Linked DNA regions of Homo sapiens: region 1 is linked to region 2. Evidence: read pairs that join two places in POLR2A ChIA-PET (ENCODE). Cell type or tissue: OCI-LY7. All regions are shown on one strand. Links, peaks and the distances in the headings refer to the core of each region. The heading gives the core; the rest is flanking DNA.

Region 1 (11,131 bases), core at 1,199-9,198, 520 kb before region 2:
ATTTTATCCTCTACACCAGAACTTGCAAGCTGGTGGTCCCAGAGGCCCAGATTTGGCCCACAGACAAGTTTTGTTTGGCCCATTTGTGTTTAAAATTATTTTTTTAATTTGTGTTTAAAATTAATTGGTCTAAGTTAAGATATCAGGACTGTATCATGATGTCAACAAAATTTTGTTCCAACTCAATCTGATTTCCTCTGATTGAAGTCTAGTGACAATTTGTAGCAATTTGTCATCCCTCAATTATTAGAAAAGGGAAAGAAGAAAACACAAGAAAGGTAGGGAGGGAGGTGAAGATGTAAAAGAGAATAAAGACTGGATATATTCCTCCCCCTCCCCATCTACCTACCCATGAAAAATTATTTTAATTAACTACCAATATTTGTAAGTGACAAGAACCTTACATAACCATCTGAATGTCAGTTCTCATTTGAAAAATTCAAAATCTGGCAGCACCGGGCCCTTATTTATTCACTGCTACTGACTGGGGCTGCAGAACGTGTGTCCTTTTAGACCCATCTTGCATTCTTCTGTTGACACAGCCCCCACTCTGCCCACTGCACCCACTTTTCACTTCTGGCCTAGTGCCTGTGGACATCTGAGTTCTTACCCCCTTTGGATGGGTCCATCTTGGAGGTTAGGCAGATGAGTAATGTGCTCAGGTCTGAATGGGTCCAGGCTATTTTGGCTGGAGTGCAGAGGACAGAACAAAAGGAGAAGAACCAGACACAGAGAAACCAGTTTCAAGACTGTCCAGGTAATGTGACTAGAGATGCAAGGGTAATGAATATGGGTGTGGGCATCTTCACAAGGTTTGTTTCCTTAACGTTGCAATCTCTCCTTCTTAGTAAAGCCTTCTTTACTGCCCTATTTAAAGTTACACCCCCATCCTCCATCTCCCTCCCCTGCCTCATTCTTCTGCATTATACGAATCCTTCCCCAACATTCTGGATGCTTTACATATTCATCTTTTCATTATCTGTCTCCTCCAACTAGAACGGAAGCTCCAGGTGGCCAGGAATTTTGTTTGTTTGATGCCCTGCTGTATTCCCAGTGCCCAGCACAGAATGTTTTTAACAAAGAAATGTTTGTTTTAGGTTTAAAAATGATGTTTTAAGTTATTTTTAAATATATACCATCTCAATACAGGAGGAAGATGGGCTATGTTTTTCTAGCCCGCCAGCACAGCCCAGAGGACCTCCAGGACTGTTCCGATCCCAGTCTAAGAAATTCGTCTCGGCCAAGCGCAGTGGCTCATGCCTGTCATCCCAGCACTTTGAGAGGCTGAGGCGGGAGGATTGCTTGAGCCCAGGAGTTCAAAACCAGCCTGGGTAACATAATGAGACTTCTTCTCTACAAAATCATAAAAATAAAAATAAATTAACCAGGCATAGTGGTGCGCACCTGCAGCCCCAGCTACTCAGTAGATTGAGGTGGGAGGATCGCTTGAGCCTGAGAGGTTGAGGCTGCAGTGAGCTATGATTGCGCTGCTGCACTGCAGCCTGGGCAACCAAGCAAGACCTTGTCTCAAAAACAAACAAACCAAAACAGGAAGTTCATGTCCACACTAGCCATGCAGTGGCAGGGGTAGACATGCCACCTCTTGGAAGCCAAGTCCCCCAAGGCTGGGGTATGTCCAGGACTTGCTCACACCTCCACATCCACAGCTCTCTGGACATGGACACTAGACCCTCCGGAGCCCCAGCACCCTGGGACCCATACAGCCTTTGAAAGGAGGGCTCAGATTAAGTGTCCTTTATCTCCATTGTGATTTCTCCCCTGTTTTTCTCTGAACAAGTGGCAAGGCTCTCAGAGCCTCCCTTTGATGCTTAATTGCTTAATTATCAGCTTACTCCACTAACTCTAAAAAAGGGAATTGAACCACTTTAAAAAGGGAGGTGGGGTTGGAGGCTGCCCAGGGAGTGCGGCTCCCCTCTGTGTCTGCAACAGTTAACTCCAGAGAGGGTAGGAGGGCTTCTTACAACTTGGGTTCAGGGGCCTGTCCCCTCCTGCCACTACTATCATCACCCTTTCTGTCCCTCTTCATCAAGATGAATGCTTGGAGATGAGTGTGAGGATATCTGAGCCCCCAGGGCCACTATCCAGCTTACCCTTTTTTTTATTTTTATTTTTTATTTTTTTATTTTTTTTGAGACAGGGTCTCTCTCTCTCTCTGCCACCCAGGCTGGAGTGCAGTGGCACAATCTTGGCTCACTGCAGCCTCAACCTCCCCAGGCTCAGGTGATCCTCCCACCTCAGCCTCCTGAGTAGCTGGGACTGCAGGCACACACCACCACACCTGGCTAACACATTTTTTGTAGAGACAGGGTCTCACCACGCTGTCCAGGCTGGTCTTAAACTGGGCTTAAGCGATCTGCCCACTTTGACCTCCCAAAGTGCTTTTTCCTCTGAAAGCATCTAAATCTTTTCAAATTTCAATTATTTTTATGCTGCTGACATTTGTTCCTCCATTCTATCTTCCTTTCATTTATTCATTGACACAGTTTACATGCCAGGGTCAAATGAGGCACTCAGGACCAAAGAATAAAAAGATGGATCTGAAAACAGCTGCCATTCAAATGCCCTGATAGTCTGGGCAGGATGTGGGGAGGGGTTAATCCTACTGAGCTGAGAGTGGGGATCTGTGTTTGGGGGATCAGAACCACCTTCAGGAGGAAGTGACATTTCATAGGTCCAAGAAGCATAGGTGGGTGCTCAAGATGTCAGCAGATTTCACCTTCTCTTCTCTTTCATCTCTTCCCTGCCCCTCCTCTCTTTCCTTCTATCCTCCTCCTCCTCTTCTTCCCTCCACCCTCTGCTGCTCTTTCACTCTCTTAGACACACATACACACACACACACACACACACACATCTTCCTCAATTTGTGAATAAAATAGTTTCACAAACACACAGACGATCTCACTATACCCACCTCTGCTGTCTCCAGTTGGTGTCTCAGAAGCAGACTCTGAGTCAAGTTCTTGAGTGCAGGCAGTTTATTTGGGAGATGATCCCAGGAAGCCTGATGAGGGAGTGGAGAAGTGAGTCAGGGAAGAGAAAAGCCAACAGAGTGTGTGCTAATAAGTGCACTGTTGCTGTGGGCAGCTGAAGCTTAGTGCTGCTGGGATCCTCTGAGACAGTGTGGGACGTGCTTCAGAATTGTCCCAAGGAGGGAGAAGAAGGCTGCAGCGTTTATGCACCAATTCCAGGGTGGAGGATCCCTCCTGTGGGCTTACCCTGTTGGTGCTTCTGGTCTGACCCCACATATGCATGAAAACCCCCTCAGGGAAATGGCTAAGGGAGAGATGTGCTGGGCACCAGGGACTGCTACAGGGAGGAACTCTGTGCAGGTTACAGTCTAGGGTGGGCTGAGGGACTGTGCTGGGAGAACTAGCAATATCTGCTTCATGTACACATTCCATATTCTTCTCCCTTCCTCCCTCCTTCTCCCTTTCTCTCTCGCTGTCATACACACTTACACACATGCACACAAGCACACGCTAAGGTGATCAGTCACATAGATATAAAATAACACAGAAGCTCCCAGAGAAGATGGGTGGTCCCATCTCAGAGACCTTTGTCTTCTACCAGCTTACTTGACTGTAATTCCTCCCATCTTTAGGATACTGGTATAGTGGATCCAGTTTCTCAGCACACAAATGTGCTCATACACATTCTATCTCGACCTAGTTCAACAGGGCTTTGTTTTTTCTTTTTATTAAAAAGAATTACCCCTGAGATGAGGTCCAGAAAGGAGCTACATCCCACACAGATGCAGAAGAGACCTACAAGAATTTCCCTCCCAGTGCAGCAGAGTCGAGGCTCAGATGGGTTCCTCTCACTCCCATCCCCCTTGGGCTACAGGGAGCAAGGCCTGTACACAGAACATAGCATGCAGGCCTCTCTATAACCCACAGATTTTTCTTTCTTTCTCAGGTCCCACAAGATCAACAAAATCTAAAAAGATCCAATAAACAAATACTTTCAATGGCATTATCATTATTATTATTATTGTTTATTTTTTTGAGACAGAGTCTCACTCTGTTGGCCAGGCTGGAGTGCAGTGGCGTGATCTCAGCTCACTGCAACCTCCATTTCCCAGGCTCAGGCAGTTCTCCTGCCTCAGCCTCCCAACTAGCTTGGATTACAGGCATGTGCCACCACACCTGGCTAATTTTTGTGTTTTTAATACAGACGGGGTTTCACCATGCTGGCCAGACGGGTCTCAAACTTATGACCTCAGGTAACCCACCCGCCTCGGCCTCCCAAAGTGCTGGGATTACAGGCGTGAACCACCGCGCCTGGCCTAATGGCATTATTTTTAATGGCAAAAAACCACAATTACTTTTGCACCAATCTCGTAAATGTTTCTACCAGTCACCCTACCAGAGCATTTACTGCAGTATCTCGAACCACTTGGTAGGGGTCCCACTGAGAATGACTTGACTGGCCACTACCATGCTGCCCTAGGTAGTTTGCTACAGTAAGGACCCCAGCGCATCATGCATCCATTACTCTGTGTGTGCCTCTCCTCATTGACTCTGGGCTTGGCTTTGTGACTTGCTTTGGCCAATGGTACATGTACAAACCTGGTGCCAGCAGAAGTGTAATGAGTACTTGTGCACTGAGGCTTCCTCTCTGAGACCACTGATGAGGGAGCTGGTCTACAGTAAACCACGTGAGAGGCCACATGCAGAACCAAGATGCCTCAGCCAACAGCTGACACCAGCTGCCAGACATGTGACTGGCAAATTCAAAGCCTTTGAATTCATGAAAGAGGAAGATTTTTCTCGTACAATCTTAGGAGGTAGGGAAAGTGCCCAGCAGAGAGCTCCTTCAACACGGAAAACAGGTAGCCCTGGCCACGTGGAGCTGGAGAGGGGAGATGCAGACAGAGCTAGGAGTGGCCAGAAGCCAGAAAAAGTTGAGTCTGGCAAATCTCTCGGCCACCTTGACTAGAGTTCTGGAGTTCATATGGAAACATGGATATTTTATAGAGTCATGTATTTTCCTTGTTTATTTCCCCAGCTTCTCACACATTTTCAGCGATGCTCTTTGTGGAAATGTCAGCCTCTCAGCTCTGCTCAAGAAAACCCAGGAACAGAGAGAGCCGGCTCAGATCTGCGCCAAGTGTTTGAGAGGCAGCAGCGCCCCCAAGGGGCCAGCAAGGTGGGGCAGCGGCGGGAGTGCTGAGCTCCGGAGGGGAGCTCTCCTTTCTTCAACAGGCATTTATTGAGCACCTGCTGTATGTGGTCCAGGCAGCAGCGGGAGAAGGGGAAAGTGGAAAACCAGACAAGGCCGTATAATGAGGGACTTAGGACTTCTGGAATTTTAATGAGCTGGTTTGCCCCTTTATTTCCTTTCAGACTTCCTGTTGATTCAAGTCATCAAAATGAAAGAATGCCAGCGTCCAAACACACATCTGGAAACAGAGCAATAAGGTTTTTAATATTTTGTTTCCTAATACAGAAACTCCTTTGAGATGCTATCAAATAAGGTGGGCATAACACATTCATTTGATTTCTTTTCCCTGCAAACGGGATCATTAAGGCATCCAAATTAACTGGGTGTAATCATGAATTAAATCGAGCTCTTTTATTAGGGAAACTTAGAGGCATCTTTCATCTTAATATCCTGACAGGATTCTCCTGACTTGAAGGTATGATTAGGGGAAAGGTGGCAAAAAAAAAGGAAAATAAAATAAAATAAAGAAGAAAAAACCCTCTGCAGCTCAACCATGAGTGGAATTGGTAATAAAACACTAGTTCCCCAGTGAACTCACCACCTTTCCACTCCTCCTCAACTGGGTTCATTATTTTATTTCTCTACTTGATAGGTTGAAAAATTGCCTGCAAACTGGTTAATTAGGACTAACAGTGCTTAGTAACTGGGGAGACAATTGCAGTTTGAGAAATTAATGCTCATGATTCATCTATTAAAGTGCATCTAGACACATGGTTTGCCTCATGGTAGTGTCAATCCAGCCATCTGTGCCTGTGGCCAGGGTAACTGAGCACTTCTCAGTCTGAGTTTGGGTGTAGTGGTGGTAAGAAACAGAATCCACTTTGCAAAAAAAGGGGGGGAGTTTCTTATAAGGACACAAAGGTAATTCCATATGGGACATCTGGGGATGGAATATGCTATGGACTGAATGTTTGTGACTGCCCCCTGCCAGCCCTCCACTAAGTTCACGTGTTCAAGCCTAACCTCTAATGTGATGGTATTAGGTTGGTGCAAAAGTAATAGCGGTTTTTGCCATTACCTTTAATGGCAAATTAAATGGCCATTGCTTTTAATGGCAAAAACTCCAATTACATTTGAACCAATCTAATATTAGGAGGTGGGGCCTTTGGGATGTAATTAGGATTAAATGCAGTCACGAAGATGGAACCCTCATGAAGAGGAGCAGTGGCCTTATAGAAGGGAATCCAGCGACCCCCACCCCCCGCCTTGCTTCGTCCCCCATGTAAGGACACAACAACAAAAAACCCAGCCAAATATGAACCAGGAAGCAGGCTGTCACCAGACACCAAACCTGTCAATGCTTTGATCTTGGATTTCCCAGCCTCCAGGACTGTGAGAAATACATTTCTGTTGTTTGTAAGCCAACCAGTCTATGGTATTTCATTATGGCAACTCAAACAGACTAAGACAGTATAAAACTAAGAAAGGGAGACGCTATGGGAGTTTCTTTATCACTCCTTTCCTCCCTCCCCTCTCTCCTTCGCTAGCCTCCCTATATGACCATGGTTTTCTAATTTCTGTTTTGCCCTGGGTACCAGCTCCATTTCCTTCTCTGCATAAAACCATCCTCCACTTAGTAATGGTGATGTGGACTACTCACCACACATTCATTCTTCTTCCAGATGTTTGGGGATCCTCTCCTTCCCTTTTGTCAGTTCATATGATTTGGTTAAAGTCCCATTGACCTACAGTTAATAAGATGCAGAGAGGCTTTTGCTGGGGTATTTTGGAAAGCCTCGCTTTACTAAGGAGATTTCAAGATAAGGGAGATAGGTCTGGGGGCTGCTGGAGTCATCTTCCAATGACCAAGACAAATCCTGTTTGAGAATAAAGCCAGCACATGGAGTAGGACAGGGAAATAGATTGCACGACATCATTTGAGCCCCTGTATCAAGTGACACCTGATGCTTACATTAGCCTGGATTTTACAGTTGCCTGAGCCAGTAAATCCCCTTTTTTGTGTATAAGCTAATTTGTTTTTAATTTTCTGTCACTTACGGTAGAAAGAATTCCTACTGAAACCCATGACTTCCTTTTGAATTGCAAAGTCCCCAGGTCTGAACTGACTCCGTATGGCCTTCCAGTCCAAGCACCACCACCTGATTATAGTTTCTGTATATATTACTTCATAGTCTCCAGAGGGACCCTCATTCAATCATCCCAGTCAAGGATTAAATCTCATGATTCACCAGTGCTCTAATCAGCTACAGCCAGGAGGATGAGGTGACAGAGTATAAACACAGTCGTGGTCCAGCAGGAACTGCAGGAGAAGGACAATACAAAAGAAGAGTCCAAATTGTGACCACTACATCCTTATTGGGTCCACTCAGCCCACTGAACGGGCACATGGAAATCCCTCTGAAATTCACAGCATCCAGGTATCTCAGCTGCTATGGCCCATTAGGTTGCATTAGCAACACTTAGTGTTTGCCAGGACTTGAGTTGGTGCCATGGAGCTCCCACTATGCAAAGAGGAGGCATCTTTGATTCTGCTTAGAGACTTTCATGTATCTGAAGAAACTATCACCCATTAGCATCTTTCTGTCTGATGCTGAAAAATGTCAACTCTAGGAAATGGCTGGCTAGCACACAAATTCCAGTCATTGCCCATGAAACTCTGGCTAGGGATTAGCAAGAAGAACAACCTAAAGTTCCCATTCACATCTGTGCATGGAGACAAGGAAGCACTGGTTCATTAATATGTGTACTTAGCAGATGTTTTCTGGGTCCTGGCATCTAAGACATAATTTAAAAAAAAAAACAACTGGGATGTTTTTAAGTGTCTTGATTTAGCAGGACTTGGGTGTTCAAAAGCAAGTGACATAAGATCTCTGAGCTTTAACTCTTCATCTTGAAAAGGGGAGGTGGTAATCCCTCCTTTATCTGCCTCAAAATGATGCTCATGCTCGTTTCCAGGAAGACTGGGCTGCCACAGCTCTCTTTGTTATCAGAAGGTGGATTCTGAGGACGGTGCCTCTAGCATCAGCAGCAGAAGCACACAGATCCCATGCCAATGTGAGCTGCAGTGGATTTATTGACCCCACCCAGAGGAGGTGCTATCTATGCCCCTCTTTGTGTGCCGTCTGCCTCCTGGGGTCCCCAGCTGTTAAGCAGGCCAACAACTGCCCACCTCAGTCTCCAGTAGAAAACATGAAGACTCCCCTCTCCTCTGGTAGTGTCAATCTAGCCATAAGCATTTAGGCTTATGCCTTATGCTGTATTAGGCTTATGCCTAGCCTTCTGCACCATCCACCATAGGACTTGCTATAGCACAAACAGGAGGTGTAAACAACAGGAGTGGTTGAAAGGAGTCAGTAGACAGTAGACAGTGGCCCAGCCTTCTCAAGCCCCATTGGTGTGATGCTGAGGTAGTTCTTCAGAGACACCCCAGCAGGATTGAACCCCAAGTGCTTGCAGCAGTGACCTGCTCATGAATGGCAACACTTATTGGATTTCCTTCCTTCCCTGTCTCACCTTCACCATTCCCCAACTTGGGCTCCCTGGGATCACCTTGTGGAAAAACTACCTACATCCAAGTCCTGGTCTCAGGGTGTATGCTAGAGGAACCCAAACCAAACCACCTGCCCAGCCCTGACTCCTTTCACAAGCATCTTGTCTACAGTCCAGACTCATTTTTTGGAGTGTAATTCATTCCTGGAATTAAACAAGTGTGATCTGAATTTTTGGGTATCCTTCCAGGGATATTTTAAGCATTTACAAGCAAATGTGGATATAAAATTCATACACAAGCAAGATTCTGTCTTTTATACCAAGACTTTGGATTTCTTCCTGTATTCTTCCATGCTTCTCCTCCATTCCCACAATCTAACTTTCTATCGGGTCTTACCTAACTGCAGTGAAAAGGTGCTATGAAGCAGGAGATGCCAGGTGCAACACGAAACAAGGGCAATTAACCCACACAGGGGAAAGGAGAAGTCAGAGAAGGCTTCCTACAGGATGTGCTATTTGTTTTGAAACCTGAGGATTAAGTGGAAGCTAATCAGGTAAACCACACAGTATATGCAATGGCCTGGAAGCCTAAAAAAGATTGGCTTGTTCAAAGAATTGCAAGTGATCTGTTCAAAAGCAGCCAGGGGCCAGGCACGGTGGTTCATGCCTATAATCCCAGCACTTCGGGAGGCCGAGGTGGGCAGATCACAAGGTCAAGAGATCGAGACCATCCTGGCCAACATGGTGAAACCCCATCTCTACTAAAAATACAAAAAAAAAAAAAAAAAAATTAGCCAGGCCTGGGGGCATGTGCCTTCAGTCCCAGCTACTTGGGAGGCTGAGGCAGGAGAATCACTTGAACCAGGAGGCAGAGGTTGCAGTGAGCTGAGATCATGCCACCGCACTCCAGCCTGGTGACAGAACAAGATTCTGCCTCAAAAAAAAAAAATAAAATAAAATTAAGCGGGCGTAGTGGCACACACCCGTAGTCCCAGCTACTTGGGAGGCTGAGGCAGGAGAATCGCTTGAACCTGGGAGGCAGAGGTTCCAGTGAGCCCAAATCATGCCACTGCACTCCAGCCTGGGCAACAGACCAAGATTGTGTCTCAAAAAAAGAAAAAAAAAAAAGAAAAAAAAAGCAGGCTAGAATGTAAGGATAGGAATGGGAACAGCCAAGACTGAGAGACAGCCCAAACCTTTTCATTCTTTCCCACTCTGGCCTGTTTTTCTCTCCAGCCACATCTTCTACTCCAGGACATGTGTTGGAATGCATTGTTTGTTTGTTTGGACGTGTGTTGGAATGCATTGTTTGTTTGTTTATTTGTTTGTTTGTTTGTTTTGAGATAGAGTCTCACTCTGTTGCCCAGGTTGGAGTGCAGTGGTGTGATCTCGGCTTACTGCAACCTCTGCCTCCTGGGTTCAAGCAATTCTCCTGTCTCAGCCTCCCGAGTAGCTGGGACTACAGGAGCCTGCCACCACAACTGACTAATTTTTACTAGGGACAGAGTATCGCCATGGTGGCCAGGCTGGTCTCAAACTTCTGATCTCAGGTGATCCACCTGCCTTGGCCTCCCAAAGTGCTGGGATTACAGGCATGAGCCACCGCACCCAGCCCCTTCTTACATGTTGATCCCCATTTCTCCTAAAACCCAACCAAGTTTACTTGGGAAATCCTTCCAAGTCTGGCATAAATGGTGCCCACCATGAGAATCTTCCTGGTCTTCAAAGAAGTTGTGGTTTGAATGCATCCTCCATCCCTGCATCAATCAGCTTAGGTGTATCACCCTGTCAGAGCTCCTTAAGAGCCAAGGGCACATAGTAGATACTGAATAAAAATGTTGACTTATACATCACAAATATCTCTACTATCTAACATTCTGTTGGTTGGATTTTTTTTACTTAAAAATAAATGATAAATTCACAGGAAGTTGCAAAAATCATATAGGAAGTCCCTGTGTACCTTTTACCTACCTTTTACCCATTTCCCCCCAATGGTTATGTTGCTGAAATACCAAGGGTTTGGTCCAGGTCCTGCTGCTCACTGCACAGAAAGCCAATCACTGAGACAATGAGTATTGCCAGGGAAGAAGACTTTATTTAGGTGATGCAGCTGAGGAGATGGGAGATCAGTCTCAAATCTGTTTCTTCAAGCAACTAAAATTAGGGGTTTATATAGCAGGGAAGAAATGTAACTATTGGTGGGAAAATGAGAATTAGAGAGGGGTAAGGAAGAGGAGCTGGTCAACAGGAGGCAGGTGGTTGGTTAGGCAACCATGACGAGTGAGGGGTCTGATGTCTCATTGTCTAGATGCTGTGATCTGGTGAGTTTCAGTTCCTTAGTACTATTTGGGATGCCTGATGGTTGGTTTCTTGACAACGGAATCAGAAAAGACAAATGTAACTTTCTCAAGTTTTGAGACTGGGAGGGTCAGTTTCT
Region 2 (11,131 bases), core at 1,053-9,052:
GGTTGAAGCTTGTAGCCTTGGGGGCTGTGAAATATGGCCTCCATATGAACAGAAAATCTGAGAAAGTGTATCTGTGTGGATGGACAGAGAGAAACAGAGATGAGATGTAGAAAGCCAGACACAGTGGCATGCACCTGTAGTCACAGCTACTCAGGAGGCTGAAGCAAAAAGATTCCTTGAGCCCAAGAATTCAAGACCAGACTGGGCAACATAGCAAAAGCTGTCCCTCAAAAAAGAAAAAGAAATCTTGTGCTTCTTTTTTAAATTTATTTTCAACCTAAGAAAGATGAATGAAGAAACAGCAACAACCACAACCCCAAAAAAAGAGAGAGAAATGGCATGCTGATACCTTTCCACTTCCCAGCTCCAGGCCTTTCTTAAGACTTAGGGATATTCCTGCCTTAACTTTCGTGAGACACCTCCATATCCTAGTCAGAGTCGTTGGTTGCCAGCAACAGACTCCACTATGGCGGCTTTAGGTCACAAAGGCATTCATCAAAGGACATTCATCAAGTCTCCAGAAGAACCAGAGAATCAAGCTTGGACCCCACAAAGCCAGAAGTCCCCAAATTACACTGCAAGAATACTGCAACCAGGCCCCTACAGCTATCCTGCCCACTGCTAGTGCCAGGCCCCTCCTCACGCTGTTCCTGAGAACTGGGTCCTGTACTCCTGCTGCAAGGAAAGCTACAAAGCAGCACTCCTGACTTCTGACATGGAGAGGCAGAGCTCCTAAATAAAGAGACTTCTCATAGCTATTCAAAAGAAACCACACTGGCCAGAAGCAGCAATGCATGCCTATAGTCCCAGCTACTCGGGCAGCTGAGGCAGGAGGATCGCTAGAGCCCAGGAGTTCAAGTCTAGCCTGGGCAACATAGCAAGATCCCATTTCAAAAAAAAAAAGGAAGAAAGAAAAAAAGAAACAACATAACCACATTGCATTACAAATGTCTGCAACATCATTGTGGTAACTTCTGGCTGCAACAGAGTCTTATGATAAAACTCTGTGCCCCAGCTCTGATCACTGGAACAAGCTGGATAGGTCCATTTTCTTGCCAGGGTGAGACCAAGGAGGTGCCCAGAATGGAAAATTTAAGGAGGCCCTCACTCTCAGGCTCGTGAAAGTGCAGGGTCAGCTCCTGAGAGTGGGGTCTCCTTAAATGTTGTGCCCTGAATGCCTCACTTGCCTTATCCTCCTCCAGGCCCTGCTTCTTGCTGCTCCTAAAGGCCTTTGCTTTCTGGATATTTCTCAGTCCTCCTGCAAACGCAGATGGTAGGCCCACACCTACTAGTGTTCTGGGGATATCCCAACATGCCCATGTCCACTTAGAATCCACTGGAATTTCTGACACATTTGTTTGATGCACTAATTAGTTAATAATGGGCCAGACACAGTGGCTCACACCTGTAATCCCAGCACTTTGGGAGGCTGAGGCGGGAAGATCACTTAAGCCCAGGAGTTGGAGACAAACCTGGACAACATAGTGAGACCCGCATTGCTACCAAAAAGAATTTTTTAATTACCTGGGCATAGTAACTTGTAACCTTGGGAGCTCTGAAACATGGTCCCCACATGAACAGAAAATCTGAGAAAGCATATCTGTGTGGGTGGACAGAGAGAAACAGAGATAAGAGGTAGTAATGTGGGCAAGATGGCACATGCCTGTAGTCCCAGCTATTCAGGAGGCTGAGGTGGGAGGATCACTTGAGCCCAGGAGGTTGAGGCTACAGTGAGCTAAGATTGCACCACTGCACTCCAGCCTGGGTAACAGAGCAAGACCGTGTCTCTAAAAAAGATAAAAACAAAATAAAATAAAAAATTAACAATGTTAACAGAAAACACTTCTTGCACACTTACCTTGTGCCAAGCACGCAGGTGTTTCATCAACACCACAGCTCTAGGCAGTATTCACTACCATTATCTCTGTTTTCCACCTTCTGAGGCACAGACAGGTGAAGGGGCTTGCCAAGATCACACAGCAAGGAACAGAACCAGGATTTGGACCCAAATCTCCCCACTGCCCCTATGAAGCCCCTTCAAGGAAAGCAGCTGCCTGTCTTTGAAAGCCAAGGAAACAGTGGAAATGACAAGTGTTAACCCACTCGTGGCATGTTAGAATGACTGTGGAGCTATTGAATCCTCGGCCCTTAAATCCGCTAATTACAGTTACAATCAATGGCATTAGTGTAAGGGCTCATTCTATTACCAAGACGGTGACGCCGGAGCCCACCAAGCCCACCCACTCCACCAACCACAGGCTCTTGAAATGAGCTGAAATCTGCCTGCTTCTGACCGGTCATCTGGGGCCAGATTCAAGCCTCCAGGCTCAGCCTCTCTTTCCTCTCTGTGGCCTGGCCGGGAGGACAGGTTGTTTTCTTCAGAATCGCCACCCAGACCCAAAAGACAACGGGTTTCCAGAGGCCCCGCACAGCCTTGGCGATGGGAAGCAGATTTTTGCCATTTTCTTCTTTTAGCCAAGGGACATTTAATTAAGGCTCACAAAACCCGCCTAACATATGATCATAATTATATCAGCATATTGGGGCTGGGAAGCTTTAAAGCCCAGTTACAAGTTGGTCAAAGACAGGCATGCAGAGGCCTGGAGAGGGATGGGAGAGAGGGGAAAATGTACTCTCTGGTGACACCAAACCAAAACCAGTAAGGGAACGGTGAGTGGGATTTGCCTGTGGGATAAGGGAAGGGGAAAGGCAAAAGCTGGGCTCTGGGGCGTGTTTTGATATTGGAGAAACTCACACGTTTTACAGGATGCACTTCTGCTCAAAGCAACTGTTTAGGCAGGGAATGGTGGTGAATAAGGCATGAATGAGAGAGCCCAGTAATCGCTGATGATAGCAATGACGGAAAACACAAATCACAGTCCCTTTCATCAGCATGTTTTCATCTTTGGCATTTAACACTAGCCTAAAGCCCAGGAGAGACTCAGAAAGTGTTCGTGACTTGTGCAGGGTTGTATTGGTGCTGGTGAAAATATTGGTGATGGCGGCCAGGAACCATGGCACACACCTGTAATCCCAGCACTTTGGGAGGCCGAGGCGGGGAGCATCGCTTGAGGCCAGGAATTCGAGACCAGCCTGGGCAACATAGAGAGACCCCATCTCTACAAAAAAAAGTTTTTTAATTAGCTGGGGGAGTGTATATTCGGGGCAACTTGAATGTATGCTCCCAGGTTACAAAAATTAAAAAAAAATAAAAATTAGCCATGCATGGTCATCACACATGCCTGTTGCCTGGGTGTTTGAGGTTCTAGTAAGCTATGATCGTGCCACTGCACTCCAGCCTGGGCGACAGAGCAAGAACCTCTACCTTAAAAAAAGATAAAAAAGATAGTTGGGGGGACAACAGTGATGGCAAGCACAGTGGAATGATCGTGACAGGGCTGGGGGTGGTGAATGAAGTCGATCACTGAATGGTGATGTGAATGGTGATGTGAACAGGCTCATAGAGTCGGGTGGTGATGCTGACAGTGCAGGTGGAGATAGTGGCAGCAGAGAGGCAGTCATGGCAGGGGGATGGAAGGGTTGATGATGCTGATAGCGGTGGTGATGAGGGTGTCAGGAAGACGGTAGACATGGTGACATTGACAGTTTGGTGATGGCTCGGTGGTGGTGGTAGTGCCCAGGGTGATGGTTATTGTCATGGTCATAATAAAGGACGGTGGGCTGGTGATGGGCTGGTGGTGACATAATATGAAGAGGACAGTGGTGCATAGCGGCCCATGCTGAATGAGGATGGTGATAATAGGGTGGTGGTGATAGGGATGGTGACAATGGTAGGGGAAGAAAGATGAAGGAGGATGGAGAAGGGAGGGAGGGAAGAAGGATCCTGGAGCATCGGCGTCATCAGGCTATGGACAAGAGCTTAGTTCCATTTCTTACCCTTTGGTCACTAGAAGTCAAAAAGCTCATTGTCTGCCAGGACAGGGACCCTTCCCCTGCCACCACTTCGGCTGAAATGCACAATCCTGCCCTGCAACAACACCCTTCCTGGTGGGAAGATTGGCACAGACCGGGTTTCATGAATGCATACACACCCTCCCTCTCGCTATTGTCTAAACCATCAATTAAGTTCCCCGGGGAGTAAAGACAGCAGTACCGTGTGGTAGTTAAGAATCTGGGCTCTGGAGTCCTCTTCGATTTAAATTCTCAATTGTGCTGTGTGACCTTGGATGAGTTGCTTAACCTCTCTGAGCCTCAGTTCATATGTATAATGAAGCTCATAACAGCACCTGCCACCCAGGATTGTAGTGAGAAGGATGGGAGACGATGCTGCAAAACACGTGGCCCATCAGGAGTCATGGCTCAGTGCCCCATGGGGAGTCAATGATGTTGGTTACCATTGTTATCATCTACCACTGCTTTTGGAAAAGCAGGAGGGAGGCTGGGTGCGGTGGCTCATGCCTGTACTCCCAGCACTTTGGGACACTGAGATGGGTGGATCACCTGAGGTCAGGAGTTCGAGACCAGCCTGACCAATATGGTGAAACCCCATCTCTACTACAAATACAAAAATTAGCCGGGCATGGTGGCATGTGCCTGTAATCCCAGCTACTCTCTACTCAGGAAGCTGAGGTAGGAGAATCACTTGAACTCGGGAGGCAGAAGTTTCAGTGAGCTGAGATCATGCCACTGCACTCCAGCCTGGGCAACAGAGCGAGACTGTCTCAAAAAGAAAGGGAAGGGGAGGGGAGGGGAGGGGAGGGGAGGGAAGGGAAGGGAAGGGACGGGATGGGAAGGGAAGGGAAGGGGATACAATAGAATCTGATCTCCAGGATTCTGGGAGATGAGGGAGTTGGCATCAAAAGTCCCCTTTTCCCAGACTCTGCAAGCTCTTCAGTGCCATCTGTCTGTGCAAACACACTCAGCAGGTCACAAGAGGCAGGCTGCTTGCACAGCAGCCGCTGCAGAAGTTAGGCCGGAACCCCATCACAACGGGCATCAATGAGTCAAGCTGGTTTGCCTCTGGCTGGAAACAGTAGGGACAGGCTCTCCACTAGAGCAGTCTGGTGGTGTAATTTAAGTGCCCCGCTTGCATACATAGTCTCCAAATCTGATCATAGCCCTCTGGAAGTTCTGTGATCTATTGAATCATGTCGTATTCTTCCTGTACTTAAGCTTGCTGGTGTGGTTTCTGTGGTTTGCAACAAAGAATCTTGAGTGATAAAGCTGAGTTCTAGCCTGACTGATAAAGCTGAGTTCTGGCCAGGCATGGTGGCTCATGCCTGTAATCTCAGCATTTGGGAAGTCTAAGGCAGGAGGTATTGCTTGAGGCCAGTAGTTCAAGACCAGGCTGGGCAACATAGCAAGATTCTGTCTCCACAAATAAAAAAAACACAAAAATTGGCCAGGCACGGTGGTGCATGCCAGTAGTCCCAGCGACTTGGGAAGCAGAGGTGGGAAGATCACTTGAGCCTAGGAGAGCAAGGCTGTGGTGAGCTATGATCACACCACTGCGCTCCAGCCTGGGCAACAGAGTGAGATTTTGTCCACCCCAACCAAAAAAAAAAAAAAAGGCTGAGTTCTAGGGCTTCTAGTCTGTCTCCCTTGATCAGAAACTGTCCTTGTTCAAGCTGCAGTTTCATTTAGCCCTAAACCCTCTGCAAGGGGGTGGCACTGTCTGGAGAGCCTTGGTAGGCCAAGCCCCAGAGGACTGGGCAGTAGTTACTGCTTCATTCATTTTCAATCAACCAAAATGTATGGAAAGCCTGTTACGCTTCAAGTACCCCACAGTCCACTGGAAAAGTGTCACTATGGCATTCGTGTATGGTGCATGCTGTGACAGGAGCCACAGAAAGAATAGTGATAATGTGATAATGTCACCTGACACTTATTTAGTTCCTCCCATGTAATTCTAAGTACATTTGACTCTTAAACAATGCAGGTGTTGGGACACAAAATCCCCACACAGTTGAAGTCTTAGTATAACTTTTTTTCCCCAGAAATGGTGTCTCACTCTATCACCGAGGCTGGAGTGCAGTGGCACAATCCCAGCTTACTACAGCCTCCAATTCCTGGGCTCAAGGAATCCTCTAGTCTCAGCCTCCCAAGTAGCTGGAATTACAGGCTGATACCACCAACCCCGGCTAATTCTTTTTACTTTTTGTAGAGACAGGGTCTCACTTAGTTGTCCAGGTCAGTCTCAAACTCCTAGGCTCACGCACTCCTCCTACCTCAGCCTCCCAAAGTGCTGGGATTACAGCTATGAGCCACCACACCCAGCCTCAACTGTACTTTAATTCACTTAATTTCCACTATACTTAATTCCCACTTCATTATGAGATAAACAATATTATTATTCTCATTTTACAGATGAGGAAATTGAGGCAGAGGGAGGTTAAGCTACTTTCCCAAAGTCTCATGGCTTATTTGTGATAGGCCAAGATTGAGGCCAAGCAGTCTAACTGGGTTCAGCTCTTAACCACTCAAGTATACTGTTTCTCTAAGGCTATTTAGTGGCACGTAATAGAGGCACCTAACCTGGTCTTGGGGGACAGAGGAGCAAGGGAAGTTTGCCTGGAAGCACTGTTGTCTACCTTAAGGCCTAAAAGATCAGTAAGAGACAATGAGGTGAAGAGATGGGAAAAGAATGATCTTGGCAGAGGGAACAGGATGTACAAAGGCCTGGAGGTGAGAGAAAGCTACAGCTAGCACCACTCATTTTTCTGAGCTGTTTCAAATATGAAAGTTTATGGAGAGTATAAAAATATAAGCTGGGTATGGTGACATGCACCTGTAGTTCCAACTACTCAGAAGGCTAAGGCTGGGAGATCGCCTGAGCCCAGGAGTTCAAGGTCAGCCTGGGCAACGTAGTGAGACCTCATCTCAAAAAAAAAAAAAAAAGAAAGAAAGAAAGAAAGAAAAAAGAAAAAGAAAAATATAGATCACAAGGGAAGCTGTCTTTTCTTTTTTGCTTACTATGTGTGTATTAGTCAGGATAAGTAATACTAGCTGCTGTAACAAACAAACTTACTATGTGCATATTAGTGAGGATAAGTAATACTAGCTGCTGTAACAAACAAATCACAAAATGTCAAAGATTTACGTGCTAACTGTTGATTTCTCCCTTATGAAGAGTCCCACGTGGAGATTCCCAGCAGCCATCCATGTTGAGCTTCCGATGCTGCTACTCACAAACCAGGCTCCTTCTATCTGTGGATCTGCCATCTTTGAGGGCAAGCATCAGCAAACTGTTCTATAAAGAGCCAGATAATAGAAGTTTTTGCCTTTGTAGGTCACAGGGTCTCTGACACAGTGAGTGTACTCTGCCCTTACGGCACAAATGCACCAACAGGGAATACACAAATGAATGGATGTGGCTGTGTTCCAGTAGAACTTTACTTATGAAATCAGACCACAGGCAGAATCTAGCTCATGCACCATAGTGTGCCAACCCTGTCTTGGGTATTAGAGTCTTCTGCCGAATCCTCACATCCAGCCAGCAGTCAGGGGAAGAGTAGAAGGGGACTCGTGGGGAAGGTTTCAGTAGATCAAGTCTGGAAGTAATGACATTACTCACGCCTGCATTCTGCTGGCCAGAACTTGGTCACATAGCCACATATGACAGCAACGTGGGCTGGAAAATATAGATTATGTACCCAGGAGGAAAAGGAAAGGGACTTTGGTGAATGCACAGGAGTCCCTGCCATGCACACTTTATGTATTAATACATCCTCTCACTCACTAAGAGATAGGAAGGAAGAAGTTATAAGTGGCCCCATTATACAGGTGAGCATATTGAGGCTTGAGGAGGCCTAGAGACTAGCTGGGGTCACAGAGTCAGTGGAAATGTCTGTCTATAATTAACCTCCACAAGCAGAGTCTTGAGGGTGAAGATAAAAAGGCACGTAACTCGGGCTGGGCACAGTGGCTCACCCCTGTAATCCCAGCACTTTGAGAGGCCGAGGCAGGTGGATCACGAGGTCAGGAGTTCAAGACCAGCCTGGCCAATATGGTGAAACCCTGTCTCTACTAAAAATACAAAAATTAGCTGGGCATGGTGGTGCGTGCCTGCAGTCCCAGGTACTTGGGAGGCTGGGGCAGAAGAATCACTTGAACCTGGGAGTCAGAGGCTGCAGTGAGCCGAGATCACACCACTGTACCCCAGCCTGGCTGACAGTGACAAAGCAAGGCTCTGTCTCAAAAAAAAAAAAAAAAATGGCAAGTAACTCAATCTTAGGGGAGGGGAACTCCACAAAGGACCATGAGTTTGGGCTAAAACCTGCCTAAGCCACAAACCTAGGTGCTGTGCTGATTTTTCCCTGTCCCTCACCTAATACAGCTTGTAAATCCAGGCAAGAGGGTCCCCACACCTTGGAGGACACTGGGCGGCTCCCCCCAGACCCCCACATCCTAGCACAGAACCCAGGGAAGTCAGAAAAGACCTGATGCAAACCTGGCCTTTCAGGTCACTATGAAGAGAGATTTCTCAGGGCAGGAGGACAGAACGGATTTCATGTCATAGTGTTGTTAGCTTGATATATAACTTGTAAATATTGCACACAGGGTATGTGAACCTCCATTTACACACAAGCCTCAACCTGCCAAGAGTGGGGTTGAGGGTTGCTCTTGGTGCCCCCAGGCACAAGGCAGTGACCCTGAAGCCAGACCACCTGGATCTGAACCTCAGCTCTGCCACTGCCCAGCTGTGGGCTCTCGAGTAATTTACTTAGCCCTTTTGTCTCAGTTTCCCCATGTTAAAATGGAGATAATAACAGTTCTAACCTCATAGGGTTGTGGTGGGGATTTAACTGAGTTAAAATTTGAAAAGCGACCCGGCATGGTGGCTCATGCCTGTAATCGCAGCACTTTGGGAGGCCAAGGTGAGAGAATCACTTGAGCTTAGGAGTTCAAGACCAGCCTGGGCAACACGGCAAGACCCCTGTCTCTATAAAATATTAAAAAATTAGCCAGGTGGTGGCGCACCCTGTAGTCCCAGCTACTAGGAGGCTGAGGATGGAGGATTGCTTGAGCCCAGGAGTTTCTTCAATCTGGCAGACAGAGCAAGACCTTGTCCTAACAAAATAATAATAATTTGAAAAGCACTTAGAATTGTGCCTGGCATGAGTAAAGGTTCTGTTAAATAAATAAATTGCCCCCTGCCCAGCCCGCTGCTGCAGATCCCAGCCTCTCCGTTCATCTGGAGGGCAACATCAAGTGAGTAACCAATGTCATCAGCTTGTGGCATTTCTTCTCTCTCTGAAAGTCATAGCCCTGAGGTGGCAGTTACTGTCTCTTGCTGGTCCTGCAAAGCAACCTGTTCAAATGCCAACTGCCACATGTCACCTTAGCTGGCAGAAGTTGTTCCACCTGGTAATAGCCCAGAAATTATGATGCTTTGCTGTTCTACACGAAAGTACAGGCTGGGGCTATTTGTAAGCTTTGGCACCTGCCACTCTAGGCAAAGCAGATGGCAGAGATAAAAATCCAGGGCCAGGCAGGCTGATAAAGAGCTGGCCTTCATTACACAGGATGCGGTTGAAATGCATCAGCTCTTTCCTGCCTGCAGACGGATCCACCTGCCCTCCCGCGCCTGGCTGAGGAGGGGCGCAACGGATGGAGTATATTATCTCTTCTGTCTCATTCAGCTTCTGGTGAATGGAAAGAGATGGGCAGGAGGCGACCCAGGAAGGGGCTCAAGGTCAACCTCAGCCTCAGTCCAACCCTAAAATCCTCCCCCAGATTCCAGACCCTGGACCCCATCACTCCTCAAGTAAGGAGGAGATATTAATTGGTCCATTCTGGTTGAAGGTCAATGTCATAGATCAGGTGGTTCTCAGGCAGGGCTGCATATTAAAATGACCTGGGAGATTTTTATAAAGTGCTTGTGTTCTGACCTTACTCCATGAAAGTGAATCAGACCCTCTTAGGGTGGGGACCTGACATTGGTCATTTTTAAAATCTCACCAGGTGATTCAAATGCGCAGTCACGGGTGAAAGCCTTGGACCTAGATTTTAATTCTGATTAAACCTTCACTATCATATACCTGCTCTGGCCAGGCTGTGGTATTTTATTTCATCCTCACAGATAATCTGACAAGATGGGTCTTATCATCTTGGTATTACAATAAACCAAGGCTCAGAAGAGAAGCGATTCAGCAGATGCACCTGAGAGCAAGCGCTTAACTGGAGCAATACCCTGAGAATGACGCTATGGTCTAAGAAGAATGTGTGTTCAGAGTTCCACGCTAAGGAATCTGGGAGTGGCCAACGTGCAGATTCATTCCTTATCTACGAGGAACATCTGAAACCCAGCCCATCCCATGAAACATAGGCCATACAGGGGATGGAGGCTCTTTGTTTTGGGTTAAATGAAGGTTGTCAGGAGGAGGCTGTTAGGGGTGCTAGTGCACTAAGTGAAATTGCTAGAGTGCTAAGTGGAAATACTATATAATCTGCAAGCTTTTTACAAATGGTAGTGGTTCTCCTGTCTAGCCCGCCACTACTGGACTGCCCAGTATGTAAGTCCCCTTAATAAACCCTATATCTTGTTTGCTGGTTCCAGTTCTCTTCTTCAGCCTCTTTTTATTTTATTTTATTTTTTTGAGACGGAATCTCACTCTGTCGCCCAGGCTGGAGTGCAGTGGCAAGATCTCGGCTCACTGCAACTTCGCCTCCCAGGTTCAAGCCATTCTCCTGCCTCAGCCTTCTGAGTAGCGGGGATGAGAGGTGCCCGCCAACACACCCAGCTAATTTTTGTATTTTTAATAGAGACCGGGTTTCACCATGTTGGCCAGGCTGGTCTTGAACTCCTGACCTCAAGTGATCCGCCCACCTTGGCCTCCCAACATGCTAGGATTAGCATGCAAGCCACCGCACCCAGCCCTTGGGCCTCTTGAACACGGTGCCATCCTTACTGAAATCAATTGAAGTCTGGCACAACACCAAGGTCACACAGCCAAAAGCAGCAGCAATAGTCTTAAAACTCCACCTTCAGGGTCCCCTGTCACCTCTAACTTAGCTTCCCACGCCTAGAGTATGGGAGCCTGATTGACAATGTTCACCTTACTGTCCTCAGGTTTTTCCATTCTGCTTCTCCCCTCTTCTTCTGTGGAAGCCCAGGAAACACTGTGCTGAGGAATTAGGAGGCCTGGGATTGAATGCCAGTTCCACAGCT

The links. ChIA-PET counts read pairs that join two places held together with the same protein. Peaks named below come from ENCODE experiments on the same cell type or tissue, not always from the same donor. Only the 100,000 strongest peaks of a DNase experiment are listed, where the experiment ranks them.
Region 1: POLR2A ChIA-PET joins it to region 2 with 6 read pairs; 1 of 35 experiments calls an interaction of 5 or more read pairs at or near these places.

Annotation. Positions count from the first base shown.
Region 1 is chr16:26,640,656-26,651,786 of GRCh38, forward strand. No RefSeq gene overlaps it. Among named protein-coding and RNA genes, the nearest start is that of LINC02195, 51 kb to the left of the region's middle. In OCI-LY7, for the core only: CTCF peaks have their summits at 5,163 (motif pointing left) and 5,376; DNase peaks (open chromatin) are centred at 1,526, 2,636, 5,146, 9,186 and 2 weaker places; H3K4me3 peaks cover 427 bases; H3K27ac peaks cover 5,600 bases.
Region 2 is chr16:27,164,770-27,175,900 of GRCh38, forward strand. LINC02129 (long intergenic non-protein coding RNA 2129) reads right to left here. Exons shown (of 4, transcript NR_170200.1): 2 at 7,061-7,210. Among named protein-coding and RNA genes, the nearest start is that of LINC02129, 6.3 kb to the right of the region's middle. In OCI-LY7, for the core only: CTCF peaks have their summits at 4,883, 5,083 and 8,928 (motif pointing right); a DNase peak (open chromatin) is centred at 4,922; H3K4me3 peaks cover 448 bases; H3K27ac peaks cover 2,007 bases.